2 separate regions of the Homo sapiens genome follow, and region 1 is linked to region 2. A link is a loop called in an ENCODE intact Hi-C map of the cell type or tissue named here. Cell type or tissue: ascending aorta. All regions are shown on one strand.

The links. Peaks named below come from ENCODE experiments on the same cell type or tissue, not always from the same donor. Only the 100,000 strongest peaks of a DNase experiment are listed, where the experiment ranks them.
Region 1: a loop joins it to region 2, with 4 times the contacts of the local background. A loop is called at or near these places in 3 of 110 quality-filtered maps.

What each region holds. Positions count from the first base shown.
Region 1 is chr5:153,564,618-153,569,617 of GRCh38, forward strand. The region is part of intron 2 of GRIA1 (glutamate ionotropic receptor AMPA type subunit 1); the gene reads left to right. Among named protein-coding and RNA genes, the nearest start is that of GRIA1, 76 kb to the left of the region's middle. In ascending aorta, no CTCF peak of the experiment used is centred here; no DNase peak of the experiment used is centred here; H3K27ac peaks cover 1,013 bases.
Region 2 is chr5:152,636,552-152,641,551 of GRCh38, forward strand. All of the region lies in intron 4 of LINC01470 (long intergenic non-protein coding RNA 1470), which reads right to left. Among named protein-coding and RNA genes, the nearest start is that of NMUR2, 230 kb to the left of the region's middle. In ascending aorta, no CTCF peak of the experiment used is centred here; a DNase peak (open chromatin) is centred at 2,850; H3K27ac peaks cover 3,552 bases.

The DNA.
Region 1 (5,000 bases), 930 kb after region 2:
CTGCATTGGGCCTGAACTTCCTCACAACATGGTGACTGGGTCTTAAGGATTGGCCTAGATAAAGTCATGGCAGAGACCACTCATGGAAAGCTATGTCAACAATGGAAGATGAATGGCCAGGATGAAGACAGAGAGAGAGAGAGTAAAGAATTCCAAAGGTTGCCATGTTTGTCTAACCCTGCTTCACAGAACCAACAGACAAAATCTGTAGCCTCCTCTCCTTGTCAGATCTGTGTATTTTGTATGGGAATGAATATGTCAGAAAGTAGTAGCTTAGTGATAAATTATGCATCAGCCTCTTCTTCATTCTAGGTTCACCAGTACTGCCAAATTAACATTACCTGAGCACCTCCTTTGCCCAAGAATTTTTACAAGTGTAATTTCATTTAATTCTCACAACAACCCAAAGTTATAATTTTAATTTTCCCCCCTTTGGATTAGAACTTAGAGGATATGGAAACCTCTCAGTCACCCATATATGTAAACTACTGCTAAAAAGGTTTATTTTAAAGAAGTGGAGCTGTTATTTACTCTCATACATTCACCTATTTTAGTTTCAGGGAGTACTTCTATGGCGGACTTATGTAATACCTGTGATCGTATAAGAAAGTCTTTTGGTTCAGGTATTCTTATCACATTATCTAACATATCTGTGAGACTTACCTTTGATCTCCCATGTCGTTATACTTCCAAAGCCACCTTCAACTAAAATCTACACTAAACAAAGAAAAGTGCTTCAATAAATCTGTGTTTCTAAGCAATTGTCACCTTTCCCAAAAAAGTAAAATAGCAATTTCTATAGCTGTTTTTTCTTTTAATGGCTTTATTGAGATGTGTCACATACCATATCATTCACCCATTTAAAGTGTTCAGTTCAGTATTTTTTAGTATATTCACAGATATATACATTCATCGCCATAATCTAATTTTAAAACATTTCTCTCTTGCAAAAGTAGCCCAGTACCCATTAGCTGTCATTCCCCAGCACCCTCCCACCATCAGGTTCTAAGCAACCATGAATCTACCTTCTATTTCTGTAGATTTGCCTATTCTGACCATTTTCTATATATGAAATCATACTATTTGTGGTCCTTTGTGACTGGCCTCTTTCACTTAGCATAATGTTTTCAAGGTTCATTCATGTCTTAGCATGTATCAGTGCTTCATCCCTTTATGGTATATCCATAAAATGAAATATTATAGGACTATAGTATTTCATTTTATGGATATACCATATTTTGTTTATCCATTTATTAGTTGATAGACATTTGAGTTGTTTTTACTTTTTGACTACTATGACTAATGCTGCTATGGAAATTCTTTTACAAGTTGTCATGTGGCCATATGTTTTCATTTTTCTTGAGTGTGTACCTAGTGGTGAAATTGCTGTGTTATGTAGTAACTCTATGTTTAGCCTTTTGAGGAACTGCCAAACTGTTTTCCAAAGTGATTGCACCAGTTTACATTCTCACCAGCAATATATGAGGGTTTCAATTTCTCCACATCCTTACCAACACTTGTTATTGTCTGTCTTTTTCATTATAGTCATTCTGTGGGTATGAAGTGGTATCTCATTGTGGTTTTGATTTACATTTTGTAACGACTGATGGGTGTTGAACATCTTTTTTATTTCCTATTGGTTATTTTGTATATCTTCTTTGGAGAAATAGCTCTCCAATTCCCTGCCTTTTTTTTTTTTTTTTCCAGAGACAGAGTCTCACTCTTGTCACCCAGGCTGCAGTGGAGTGGTGCGATCTTGGCTCACTGCAACCTCCGCCTCCTGGGTTCAAGCGATTCCCTTGCCTTAGACTCCCAAGTAGCTGGGATTACAGGCATCCACCATGCCAAGCTAATTTTTTTGCATTTTTAGTAGAGATGGGGTTTCACCATGTTGGCCAGGTTGGTCTCGAACTCCTGACCTCAGGTGATCTGCCTGCCTCGACCTCCCAAAGTGCTGGGATTACAGATGTGAACCACCATGCCCAGCCTCTTGTCCATTTTTTAATTTGGTTGTTTGTCTTATATTATTGAATTGTAAGAATGTTTTAACGTATTCTAGTTATAAGCTGCTTATCAGATATACATTTGCAAATATTGTCTTTTTTTTTTTTTTTTTGAGACGGAGTTTTGCTCTTGTCGCCCAGGTTGGAGTGCAATGGCACAATCTCGGCTTACTGCAACCTCCGCCTCCTGGGTTCAAGCGATTCTCCTGCCTCAGCCTCCTGAGTAGCTGGGATTACAGGTGTGCACCACCACGCCCAGCTAATTTTTGTATTTTTGATAGAGACGGGGCTTCACCATATTGGCCAGGCTGGTCTCAAACTCCTGACCTCGGGTGATCCACCCGCCTCGGCCTCCCAAAGTGCTGGGATTACAGGCATGAGCCACCGTGCCTGGCCACAAATATTGTCTTTTATTCTATGGGTTACCTATTAGCCTTCTTTATGGTATCATTTGCAGCACAGTTTTAGATCTTTTTTGTTGTTGTTGTTTAGCTTGTTTATTTGTTTCATTTTATGTGCAGTACTCACTTCTGCTTTCATTCATTTATGCCTTGAGTGTCCATTATGTGTCAGGAACTTTTCTAGACACTGGTGATATGTCAGTGAATAGGATAGAACAATGTCCTTGCTCTCCTGAAACTAATATTCCACTCAAGAAAGGCAGATGATAAACAAATAAATCAAAGATTTCAGACAATGATAAATATGTTTAAGAAAATGAAGTGAGATAATGAAGTGGAAAATTTTTATGAGGCGTGTGTCCAGGGTGGGGAGGCAGCTTTAGGTAGATTCACACTGTTGGCATTTGGGGCCAGATAATTCTTTGTTGTGTTGTAGCTGTCCTGTGCAAATATCCTACAATGCAAGGACAGCTGCCTGTGTAAGGATATCTGTAGCAGGATCTCTGACCTCTACCCACTAGGTACCATTAGTACCTCCCTCACTTGCTATAATCGTACAAAATATCTACAGACACTGCCAAATGTCAGAGAGAAAAATCACTCTCAATTGAGAACCACTCAGATTAATAGTTGAGAAAGGCATCTCCGAGTGATGACCTGAAGACAGAGTCCACCTTATGGGAAGCAGTGGAGCAAAAGCATTCAAGATAGATGGTAAATAAGTGCAGAAGCAAGGTGGGGATGCACTTGATGTGTTTGAGAATAGAAACAAGGCTTTAGAGTGACAGTGTGGTGAATAAGGGAAAGAATAGTAGGAGATAAAAATAGAGAGGTAGGCTGGGGTCAGATTATGAAGGATCTAGTAGACAGTAATAAGAAATTTGGAATTATTCCGAGTACAGTATAATTGGAAGCCAGTAAGTCAGGGATAAATGGGTGCTCTCAAATATAGGAAATAAGCTGTAGATTTGGGGTTTTGTCCCACTTTATTTTATTTTGAGTTTTTGTGGGTTTTTGTTGTTGTTTTTGCTCAAGGATCCACAATCAGAGAGTGATAGAGCTAGGACTAAAACCCAAGTCTCCAGGCTAGTAAGCTATAGGTCTTTCTATTAAACACGGGTGACGAAGCAGTCTACATTTATTAACTGTAGGATTGCAATTGGCCGTTACTCTAACTGACCTTTCCCTGAATCCACCTTGTTTAAGAATTCCTAATATAGTACTTAGCATTTGGCATGAAAATCAAAGAAGATGAACTTTAGCAAGAAGCTAATCCAAATCTGCTTCACAGACCAGCAGCATCAGCATCACCTGGAAACTTGTTAGAAATGCAGAATCTCAGGCCCACCTCAAACCTACTGAATTAAAATCTGTGCCTTGATAGTCCCTAGTTAATTAGTATGCATGTTAAAGCTTGAGAAGCACTGATCTAGTTTATCAAAATATCATCAGAAACAGTCGAGTGATTCAAATGGTTTTTTTTAATGGGCTTTTACTGAGTCAGAAGACTAATGATGGTGTCATCATTAAGCTCTCATTATAACATCTTTTTTATTCCTTTCTTTCTTTGGCTCACAGCAATTCTTCACTCACAAAGTCCTATGTAGTCTTCCTTAATAACAGCATACATTCTTTCCTTTCATTTCTGCAGCCACCACCTTTGTCTTTACCCTCACTAATTTGTACCTAGCTTATTATAGCCATATCAAAATTTATGCCTTCCTCCCTTCATGCCCTTCATTGCCTAGAGCTCTCCGAATCTCAAACTTCATATGGCTTTTTCTTGTCTTCAGAGTAAAATTCACATTTCCAACTCTGACTTTGAAGGCCTTCTATATCAAAACTCCAAACACGTTTCCCAGAGAATCTGTTGTGTGTATGTCTTTAAGTCCATGTCTTTGTTCACACCCTGGAATGCCCTTTCCCATCCTTTCTACTGCCTTCAAGGCTCTGCTGAAATCCCACTTCCATCAGTGATGTCAAATCTACCCAGTTGCCTACCCAGGTTCTACGGCACTTGTTGCCTGTACCAATTATTTTTTGGTGGGGGGGTCTGATAGCATTATAATTTCAGGCACAAGCACAGGTCTTCATAACTAAATTGTAGTTCATGGAGAACAGAGGCCACATCTTTGTCTGCTCCCACTCTAATGCTTAGTAAGGCACTAAGCATGTAGTAGGTAATCAGTAAATATTTTGCCTTTGAATCTGAAGTTGTGGAGTAATGCCCAGATTTACAAGCACTTCGTTTCTACTAATTTATTTTCTCTAAGGGTCTATGCTACAGTTCAGCAATTGTGTAAACAGCATTGTTTATAAAGCCAGCCATGGGTAAGCAGTCTCAGATCAGCTGGGTGGTAGGCAATGGATGCAGTCCAGAATTTCAGGCCAAATAAAATTGTGAATCTTTATTTCAAGAACCACTGTATTCTGTGGGACCAAGCTCTGTTCCGGGTGTCAGAACAATAGGTATCCCTCCCTGCTGCTGAGCAGCTGTATGGGGCAAAAAGCCCCGATTGAGCCTGGCCCGCCTGAACCTGGGATAGCCCAGATATAAAATGATAATAACATTGACCTGAATTCTGTATTTTGTTAC
Region 2 (5,000 bases):
CTCCAGTATTTTATACATTTTTCTAATACTTAAGAGCCTTGGAACTTTCCATTCATTTACCAGACACATTTTATTCAGTGCCTACTAGGTGCCAGACACTGTCATAGGCACTGAAGATACATACGAAGTTAAATAACCTGGCAAAACTTCTGTTCCCATGGATCTTATGATAGCAGGAGATGGATTGATAACCAGGTAATAGGACTGCCTGATTATTTCATATGGTGCTAAATGCTATGAAGTACTTCAGAAAAAGAATAGTCTTAGTTACAATTTCAAAGTAAAACTATCAAGAAGTTACTTCCTTAAAGCAAAAATTTATTTTCATGGTTCTGTGGGTTGACTGGACTCAACTGAGTGGTTCTCCTCCTCCCTGTGCTGTAGTTGAAGCTTTTCATGCAACTGCATTCAGCTGGGAAGTCAGCTGGGGCTAGAACAACCAAGATGGTGTCTCATTCTCAAGGTCTTTTCATCCTGTTGCCGTGCTGTGTTCCTTCCCAAGCTGTTTTATAGTACGGCAGTGGGACACCAAGAGCACAAGCCACAATATGCAAACGCCCCTAAAGCATATGTGGTCATGATGGTTTTATTTATTGAGACAGAGTTTTGTTCTTTGTCACCCAGGCTGTAGTGCAATGGTGCAATCTCAGCTCACTGCAACCTCCAGCTCCCAGGTTCAAGCGATTATCCTTCCTCAGCCTCCCCAGTAGCTGGGATTACAGGAATGTACCACCACACCTGGCTAATTTTTGTACTTTTTAGTAGAGATGGGGTTTCATCATGTTGGCCAGGTTGGTCTCAAAGTCCCGACCTCAGGTGATCTGCCCTGCCTTGTCCTCCCAAAGTGCTGGAATTAAAGGCTTCAGCCACCATGCTCGGCCTCATCATGGTTTTTTTTTTTTTTTTTTTAATGTGCCATTGGCAAAATTAAGTCACACGGGTAAGCCTAGAGTTGGTTTAGGAGGGAACAGTACAAGGACATAAATGCAGGGTGGTGGGAGATACCAACGTTTGGGGAAGATGACAACTTCCTATCAAAACATGAGAAAAGCCTTTCAGAAGCAGTGCTATTTGAACTGAGACCTGAAGGCTGTGAGTAGATCAGAGAGAAGAAGTTTTCAGGCAGAGAAAAAAACAAGTACAAAGGGGCTGGAGTAAGAAAAGCTTAGTGTTTTCACACATCTGAGATGAGGCCTCTATGACTGGATCTTTGTGAGCAGGGGAAGGAAGAGTTAGAAGATAAAGTCAGTGAGGGTGAGCAAAGGCCAGATCATAAGGCCTTCTAGGCCATAGTAAGTCTTCAGGTTTTACTCTACATGCAGAGAGATGCCGTCAATATATTGAAGATGGAGGGTGAATGGATGTAATTTACATTGCAGAAACAAAAGTCAGACTTCTTTGTGAAGAAAGGATGTTAAGAAAATCAGCCCAGGGTTTTTAATAAGTTGGAAACTTAAAAAAGACTATACTAGATTGAGAGGTTTAAATGACAACAAGGTACAATGAGTGAGTCTGGAATGGGGGAAAATAGCTGAAAAGACAATTGAGGATAATTGAAGCAATTAAAAAATTATTAAATGGAGAGAGATTATCCACTGGAAACAATTTACAAAACAGGAACACTATGCTGTCACGTTGGTTTAAAAAAAAAACCCACATATATGTACATGCATGGATAGAGATCCACAAAGATGTATATTAAAGTATCCTCTTAGTGGTGATTCATGAGTATAAGATTGTGATGTTTTTATTTGCTTTAAAAATAATGGTAAGGAGGCAAGATTGAAAACTTGAATAGATAAGAAGCTGCTGCGGGTGAGATAATTGTCATTTTAATAGATTAATTGCACTGAAGTTGGTGAGAAGTAGATATATTGGGGATATATTTTGGAGGCAGAGGGTTAAGACTTACTGATGAATTAGCAATTCTAGGAGAGGTAAAAATTAGAATGACTCCTAGGTTTGTGGCTTGAGAAACAGATGGAAGTGGCTGACATTTTCTGAGATGAGGAAGACCAAGCAAGTCAGAAGTGGATACCTTTCTTAGAGGGAGGTTCAGAGGTGCATGGACACTCTGTGGATGATGACTTATGAGATGTACCATTTGAAGTTCTAAATTGTCTCAGATGAGTTCCCTTTGATCTCCAGAGTTCTATTCAGGCCAAACTTTGTCAATCAGATTCTTAAAAATATGGCTAAGCGAGGCTGAATGAATGAAGACATGTCTTGAATGGTTCTCCTGGGATGCTAGGTAGAATGTAAATAAAATAGCACAGGATGCTCCATTACTCATGACTCTCCATTTTAGGAAGTCAGTACTCATACTTGAAATGGGCCAGAGCAAAGGAACCCAACTACTTACCACAAATGAAAATAGGACCACTGAAGAACAGAAAGAACAGTAAAGGTTACTATGCCGAGAGAGTGAAATCACACATTTTGGAGAGAGATTTATCAACATAAATCATCACTTTTTTTTTAGCCAACTCTCAGTTATATGAAATCTCCAGTTAACACAAACTCATATGTGATGGTTTTATTGTGATAATTTCACAACTTTGTAGGACTACCTGGAAGACTTCCCTCTCTCTGCTAAAATAAAGCAATAAAAGTTTTATTACAGGTGGAGAAGAATTTCCTGAATAGTAAGTCAGGACTAGAATAGAGGACTCTACCCACAGAAGTAAAGATTTCTGCCCTTTGAGACTATTTCCTAATTTATGACTTCATGTCCAAGTCTGTAAGACAAAAATAACCAGACTGTTGAAAGGCAACTCCATCCAGTGTATTTTTAAAAACCTGGCCCATAACCAATCTACCCAGATGCTTCCCAGCTGAATCAATCCAGATGGTTCTTTGAAACAGCCAAACTGCGCATTTCAGATGTGCCACAAATTTGGATATTGGAGATCTCAGGCTCGTCACTAAATAGGAAATCTGTGATGCCAATTACAGAAGCTCTGAGACCATGGGAATTAAGAGGGTAGGGGTAAAATGTCAAGTGATGAGCAGGTGTAATTTTTAACGGAAAAGCAATTCCCCAGCCTTCAATTGAGTTCAGGTATTCAACACAGTTTCTTCATTAACATTGTTCCATTTTTATAAAAAATATTGAAATTTTATACTGTCTAAAGAAAAATCTCAGAATACATGCTTTCGCTGTTCTTATTTAAGAAGTAACTTCCCAGTGGAAAGAAGATAATGTATAAAACACTTGGTTGTCTTAACAGCCTGTACAAAATAGTTGGGTGTATAGTCAAAAGTTTGCTTTCTTTAGCATAGCTAGACTAGTAAGGCTAAATGATAACTGTTCTAAACATTTGTTCTCAAAAAAGTCTCACATAAAATAATTTTCTCAACTATCAAATATAGAAAACATTTATCCATATCAGATAGACCATATTTCATTGCATAGTTACGTAATGCAGGCTTGCAGACAGCTGTGTAACTAGAATTCATCCTAAGACAGGCACGTCCTTCCCTTTCAGATCATCAATACATATAGCCTATTGATAATCAAATCTTAGTGTCTTTGAAAAATTCCCCAATAAGTGAGTTTAAACACTGGAAGTCTAAGAAATGGGGACAATAAAATATATGGGCAGAAGGCTGAGAAATTTAGTAGAGATCAGATTAAGCACTGGACTCAAGTTCTAGTTGGTTTCCATGGTGAGAGAAGGACAAAACAGGTTTTAAATAATCCATAGGTGCCTTCAGATGCCAAGTGAAGATGCCCAGTGATGGGCCATAGGCACTCTGCTTGATCTCTTCTCTTGGTAGAAGTTCTATTTCCATAGAGGGAAGAACAATGCTAGAGACAAAACAACTCAGGTCACAAAAACTCCCTGAGAAAATTATACAGAACTGGGTTCATATACTGACTGTATCAATTATTAGCTCTAGGACTTTGGATATGGCCCTTCACTTCTCTAAGTTTCCATTTTCTCATCTGTAAAAGTGTTGGTTTTGGAAATTAAGAGGCTGATATAAATACTTTAAAGTATACAGTGTTTGATATCAAATAAGTCTCATTAATGTTAGCTGTTTTTTATTATAGTCTAAGGAAATAAACAGCATAGATAAACCAAAAAATAAATCATGCGGTGGCTCACACCTGTAATCTCAGGACTTTGGGAGGCCGAGGCAAATAGATTGCTTGAGCCCAGGAGTTCGAGACTAGCTTGGGCAGCATGGCAAAACCCCATCTCTGCAAAAAATTAGCTGGGCATGGTGGTGTGCACCTGTAGCCCCAGATACTCATGAGGCTTAAGTGGGAGGATTGCTTGAGCCCAGGAATTGGAGGTTACAGTGAGCCAAGATCATGCCACTGCACTCCAGCCTGGGCAACAGAGTGAGACCCTATCTCAAAAAAATATTAAGAAAAACATTCAAACTAATATTATGGATTTTTCAATTGCATAACAGCACTATTTCTGAAAATGCTATAGTTCCTTCAAATACTGTAGGGAATAGAATCGCATGGAAAAGCCACGTAGTGCTAGAAAGCATATAGCTCTCTCAATACTTACAGTCTGAAATTTTCTTAGTAGCTATTAATATTATTTTATCACTGGGCCAAATTTGTTGACAAACAATTGTCTTAACATTCCAGGGGGCCTACAGAGATAAGATGATTAAATCTACTGTGGATTCATTCTTAGCTCCCTAATTTGCAAATTTAATAACTTTTGGTTGAATACCACCAACTTTAGGCTGGTAGTGCAAAGATGGTGCAACTATAAACAGCTTCTGCCGTGAGACACAGTTCAATCGTGTCAACTAGAGCTGTTCTTGTTTAACCCATAACTATTTGAATTCTAAATTCTGTATTTTCCTTTGCATGTGTGGAATCTCTCTTACATGGAATTGAATATATGTAACATGTTTTTTCTTTTCCTTTATCTTAGCTCTATTCCTTGGACTAGTCCTTCATTCATAGGTCAATTAAGTTTTTAATAAACCACACATACCGAAAACAATAGGAAAACTCTTACAAGGCA